Regions from separate parts of the Homo sapiens genome. Here region 1 is linked to region 2. A link is a contact called in ENCODE Hi-C or POLR2A ChIA-PET data. All regions are on one chromosome and are shown on one strand. Each heading gives the region's core, a stretch centred on a gene start or an enhancer-like site at or near the end of the contact. The rest is flanking DNA. Distances are from core to core; before and after follow the strand shown. Region 1 overlaps COL27A1 (collagen type XXVII alpha 1 chain). Region 2 overlaps COL27A1 (collagen type XXVII alpha 1 chain).

What was found. A loop is a pair of places that touch in the nucleus more often than their neighbours do. ChIA-PET counts read pairs that join two places held with the same protein, here RNA polymerase II (POLR2A). Pooled maps may share reads with other maps.
Region 1: a map of left ventricle myocardium inferior shows a loop between it and region 2 (3-fold over the local background). The contact joins two enhancer-like sites. A Hi-C loop is called at or near these places in 16 of 168 maps with a recorded cell type or tissue (HepG2, IMR-90, PC-3 and 10 more), 1 of 37 single-sample maps with no recorded cell type and 14 of 50 pooled maps. POLR2A ChIA-PET finds 5 or more read pairs at or near these places in 5 of 52 experiments (BJ, HepG2, OCI-LY7 and 2 more).

What each region holds. Positions count from the first base shown.
Region 1 is chr9:114,180,067-114,182,766 of GRCh38, reverse strand. The region is part of intron 4 of COL27A1 (collagen type XXVII alpha 1 chain); the gene reads right to left. Among named protein-coding and RNA genes, the nearest start is that of COL27A1, 26 kb to the right of the region's middle. Within about 2 kb of position 1,351, at least 9 of the 41 ENCODE cell types and tissues checked have a DNase peak (open chromatin) inside an H3K27ac peak, as active enhancers do; they include heart right ventricle and left ventricle myocardium inferior, where a contact is called at or near this core.
Region 2 is chr9:114,237,252-114,239,951 of GRCh38, reverse strand. COL27A1 (collagen type XXVII alpha 1 chain) reads right to left here. Exons shown (of 61, transcript NM_032888.4): 19 at 2,237-2,290. Among named protein-coding and RNA genes, the nearest start is that of MIR455, 29 kb to the right of the region's middle. Within about 2 kb of position 1,416, at least 6 of the 41 ENCODE cell types and tissues checked have a DNase peak (open chromatin) inside an H3K27ac peak, as active enhancers do; they include heart right ventricle and left ventricle myocardium inferior, where a contact is called at or near this core.

The DNA.
Region 1 (2,700 bases), core at 102-2,601, 57 kb after region 2:
TATTTTGAAGACGAGGATGCCAATGTTCACAGAGGTTCGTAACTGTCTCAGATCACCCAGCTGCTAAGAGGCAGAGCTGGACCTTGACCTCGGAGCACAAGTCCTTCACCCCTAAATTTTACCACCTCTCCACATCTCTCAGCCTAGCCCCGTCAGCCCTTCCCAGCTTCTTCAGGCTCAAACCACACTTAGCTATGCATTTCCCTCCCACGTATCTGGTACTTTCTCTCCTCGTTGCGTTTGCCCATGCTGTTCCCTCATCTGGCAGCATCTTTTCTCATCCATCTCCTCTGCTTGAAACCTGATCCATCCTTCAGGCCTGGCTCAAAGTGCCATCTCCTCCGGGGAACCCTCTAGGGCTCCTCCAGTCTCAAGTGGACTTTTTTTTTTAGAGGCAGGGTCTTGCTCTGTCGCCTGGGCTAGACTGTAGTGGTATGATCATGGCTCACTGCAGCCTCAAACTCCTCGGCTCAAGAGATCCTCCCACCTTAGCCTCCTGAGTAGCTGGGACTCCAAGCATGGGCCACTAATTTTTATTATTTTATTATTATTTTTATTTTATTATTTTTATTATTTTATTATTATTATTTTATAGAGATGGAGTCTTGCTATGCTGCCCAGGCTGGTCTCGAATTCCTGGCCTGAAGCAATCCTCCTGCCTTGGCCTTCTGAAGTGCTGGGATTACAGGCGTGAGCCACGGCAGCTGGCCCCAACTGGACTTTTGTATGAGTCTTTGGAGTTGAGAGCTCAAGAAGGATGTATTTGACCTCTTGTGAACAAAGGTGCACCTCTCCTGTGGCTACAACACGTGATCAGACCCTTAGACACCTGCAAGCTCCAAGCTTTCAAGGTCTTCCAGAGACCACAGAGCACCTGGGAACACTGGACCCAGAGAGTCCAGGAGGCTTGATCAAGGTCATACAGCAGATTTGTGGCCAAGTGAGATCAGGGTCCAGGGCCTGGTGGCTTCAAGTCCAGAGTTTATTCATGGCGCTGGATTTTCCCAGGCCATATCCAAGTTCCCCGATAACAGCTGGGTCCTGTTATGTCCACTTTCTCCAGCAAGGGCCCTGGCCTAGAGTCTTCCAGCACAGTAATATAAATAGAGCCCTAAGAGCCGGGGAATACTTGAGGGTTTTTGTCTAGCAGGAATAATCTGGGGCATAGGAGGTGAGGAGAGGCACCCTCAAGGGTCCAGTGGTCCTCCCAACCCCACCAGCCTCTAGGCACACTGCCCTCTTCCCCGTCCCTCTTGATTCATCGGGCTAACTGTGTGTGAACTGCTTTCTTCTTCCCTCTCTGAGGCCAGCTTCCCAGCTGCAGCCTGTCACATTCCAACCAAGGCACCTCCCTCTTCCTCTCTTCCTTGATGCCTGAACTGGGACCCTCCCCTTCTCCGAATGCACCGGCAAGGAACAGTGTCCAGAGCACACTGAGCCTGGGGAGTTTCTCAGTGCCTCTTGTGACCCTCCTTCCAAAATAATCAGCCCTCCTGCCCTCCCCTGCAGTCCACCAAACACTGTCTCCTGGCACGCGACAGAACCTGGAAGCATCGAGACTGAGTCCCAATTCTGAGCCCCACCTCATAATCCCCAGCCTCGGTCTCTCCCTCTGTTCTGTAAGTGACTGGGACCCAGCAGTCTCTAAGGAATCTGGAACACCCTCCGATGTTCACCCCAGCCCAGGCTTGTGGGGTCTAACCAGGTCTAACCACAAGCTCAGTGGGAATTGGACAGAGGTTGGGAGGGAGTGTTCAAGGAGGGGTTCCTGACACCCAGTTCCACCAGAGCCAGGCGTAGGCTGCACAAGGTCAAGGGCGGCTGCCTCTCCCCAGTCGTGCCCCAGCTGCCCCACAGATGGTGGGCCAGAGCACTCAGCTCCCCCATCTGCAGCTTCTGAAGGTGGGGGCTTCCTGTTTCCCTGCCCCCCCGTCCCCAACCCTCTCCAGTATTGCAGAGAAACGAGGCACATAGTTGACTGAAAGCCAAGCAGACCAATTCTATAAATGCTGCAGCCTAGAAAGCCAGGTGGGGGAGGCTCTGGGATTCCCCAACATCCCTCCATGGGCTGGGGGAATATGTGGAGGTAGGAAGGGGCAAGACAGAGAGCTTTGGGCGACCTCAGGTAAGAATGCCCCTCCTTAAGCCCCAGAGCCCCCATCTGTGCAGAGAGGAGCTGGGATTGTTTAATCCAGCATTCTATTATCTTTGGAATTTTATAATCTATGGAATTTCCAGTCTAGAAACAGGATGATGGTGGGACGGCGGGCAGGGAGAGTTGGGGTGGCGTGCAGGCAAAGAGCCTAGAAGCGTGTCAGGAGAGTCATTCACCCAGAGCTAGGTGGAAACTTAGAAATGCCTTACCATGACCCCAGCCTTTATAGATGGGGAAACTGAGCCTAGAAGGACAGAAGGGACTTGCCTAAGATTCCACAACTTCTTGGTAGAAATATTCTTGACTCCTACATTAGAACTCTTCACCAATCATTTGCCCAGCACCTCCAGCACGCAGGGTGCTCTGCCAGGCATCACGTAGGAGAGAGAGGTAACCGAGGCCTATCTCTGGAGGGGCTCAGGTGAATACTCAGAAAAATAAGCACAATAGATGCTTAAGATGGTAGGCTCTGGGCTAGGCGCAGTGGCTCACACTCATAATCCCAGCACTTTGGGAGGCCGAGGCAGGTGGATCACTTGAGGTCA
Region 2 (2,700 bases), core at 167-2,666:
TCGTTATTTCTCAAATCCGGTGCTGCTACTGGGTCAGAATTATGGGTGTCTGGGGACATTGCTCCCCAGAGCCAGCCACGCCTTGCCCTGAGAAGTCTTGTCTTTTGACTGCAGTAATCCTGCAAAGAGGATGATTTTCTGGGTTTGCTGTGACTTTGAAAGCATTGAAAAGCACTGATTTAATTAACCTCAGCTCCAGTCATCGTAAGCTTAAGTCCTTCCTACATCTTGGCCACATGTGTTGGACTCTGCCCCACTCCACCCATGGGGGCTCCCTGCTTCCCAGTGAGGGCCATTCCCCTGGGATGACTGTACAATAGAAGGTTCTTCCCACATGGAGCGGAATCACCTCCCTTCCCTGCAATATCCTCGTGCTCCTCCTTAGGGCCCCACAGAGCACAGGGACTCCCTCTCCCCACAGTGGTCTTTGCACAATTTGGAGACCTGTTACGCAGTTCCCAGAGCCCTGCCCTCCTCCTGTGTGACCCTGGGCAAGTTCCTTAGCCTCTCTGGGCCTCAGCTTCCTCATCTGTAAAATGGTGCTCGTAACACCTCCCTTACAGGGCTAGTCTTAAGTTTAAATGGAACCAGCAAAGTTGCAAGTGCTCAGTAAAAATCTGCATCCAAAATGATTTTGGGTCCTGTACTCTGGGAAAAGAAGTCTGCCTGGGGTGGGCCCATCTCTAAGTGAGAACTTAGCAGTCGGGATGCTGAGCAAATCCTGATGCTCACTTGCATATAACCCACTGATGAGTGAGAGATAATTCACCCGGGTGCTGGAGAGCTGGAGCTCCCTCCCATGGTCTCAGGGAAAGAAGCAGGCAGGGTGCTGACGCGCTTATCAGCTTCCGCGCTTATCAGCTTCCCCCTTCAGCTGAGCAGAGCTATCTCTCGGCTACAGAGTCAGCCAATCAAAACAGAGCACAAAGACGGGAGAGGCTGATGGCTAAATTGTCCAGGGACCCAGGAAAGGGCCAAAGCAGACCTTATTTGTTCCTACATAGCAGAGCAACCCTGAGGAAGCCACTTTCCTGCTCTGTGACTCAGTTTCTTCAACTGTAAACTGGTGGTGGTAATATCCCCCTCATGCGGCTGTCGTGGCGATTCAGCAAGTTCTCATCTCGAGGACACTGCACAGCCTCCTGGCACCAGGAGGTGCCTAATAAATGTGAGGGAGCATGCCTTCCACCCTCACGGGCCAGAATGCTGGGAAAGCTGGACTCTCAGAAAAGCCTTTTTCCAGCGACCAGAGGAGGGAATTGGGGCCATGGAGGAGAGGCCAAGTCCATTTGTCTAAAGATAGGACTGTGTCATGGCCAAAGTCAACAGAGTGGAAAGTCAGAACTTGTAGCTTTTAGGAAACATTTCCTCATCCATCCGAGTGATAGCAGAAGTGATCTTTGGCAGGGTCCGGCCTATCCACAGAGCCACACTTTTGTCTTGGATGCAGAGACCTCATGGGTGAGCAAGACCTGGAGGCTAGGGAGTTGTGGGTGGGGGGCTCCAACTGAGGTTGGCCTGGGTGCCAATGATCCTGAGAGGGACGGCAGCCCTGGCTCCTGCTCAGCCCAGCTCTCTAGACACGAGACCCCTGTTAAAGACGGGGGCGTCAAAAAGAACCCAGCCAGCTTGCTTCGCAACATTACATGTGAATTCCGAGTTGATCATTCAGGTGTAGCCTACCTATGCCAATGATCACACACATCAGAAACCCTGAGGCTCTCTCCTGACTCAACTAGAGTTATTATATTAATTGCTAAATCTATCCTTATTTCTCATTCTTCATTCAAAAGCCCGAATTTTGCATTTACCTCTTGCTCCCCATACCCGGAAGCTCTGAGCCCTGAACCGTTCCAGAGTGGCTGTGGGTGGCTAGGAAAGTTCCAGGGCTTGGAGAGGGAACTCTGAGTGGAGAATGTGGGAAGCTCCTGTGAGGGACCAGACAGTGGCGCACAGAGGGCTTTCATGAATCACAAAGCTGCGGTGGCCACAAAGTTGGCAGAGGACTCTGAGGCCACCTTTTGGCCCTGTTGACTTTTGAGAGCCCCTGAGTAAGAGCAGAAGAGCAGAAGGGGAAAATAAATGATTGCTGATCTAGGAGTTTCTCCTCTCAGCCTCATCTCTCATATCCTGTGTGACCTAAAGCAAGTCTTTCCCCATCCCTGGGCCTCAGTTTCCCAAGGACAAGACCGAGTCCCAGCAGCAGCCAGACACGGAGAAATGGGGCATCACATACCTCGGGTCCAGGGGGCCCGGGAAACCCAATGGATCCTTTGTCTCCGACTTTGCCCTGTGGAAGAGAAGAGGTTGCAGGGAGGCAGGGGTGAGGACCCCACCTTCCATGAACCCCCTGCGTTCCCCCGCTGGTTGTGGATGGTTGGAAAGTTCAGAAGCATGTGCATAAAATCTGCCTGGACAACTAGAAGGAGCTACCATTCAAACTCTGCCTCCTGCACTTGCTAACCATGGGACCCTGGGCAAGTCACTTCAACTTTCGGAATCTTAGTTTGCCCATCTGTAAAATGGGAGCAATATTAATTCCCTCACTCCTGGGGTAGTTGGCAGCCTTCAAAGAAACAGTTCAGAAAGGGTCGGATGCACAGTGACACTCAATAAATGACAGCCACTGCTGTTACTGATAACATCACTATTGTTTACAAGGCATCAGGAACCCCAGATCCTCATCAGAGCTTTGTCGGC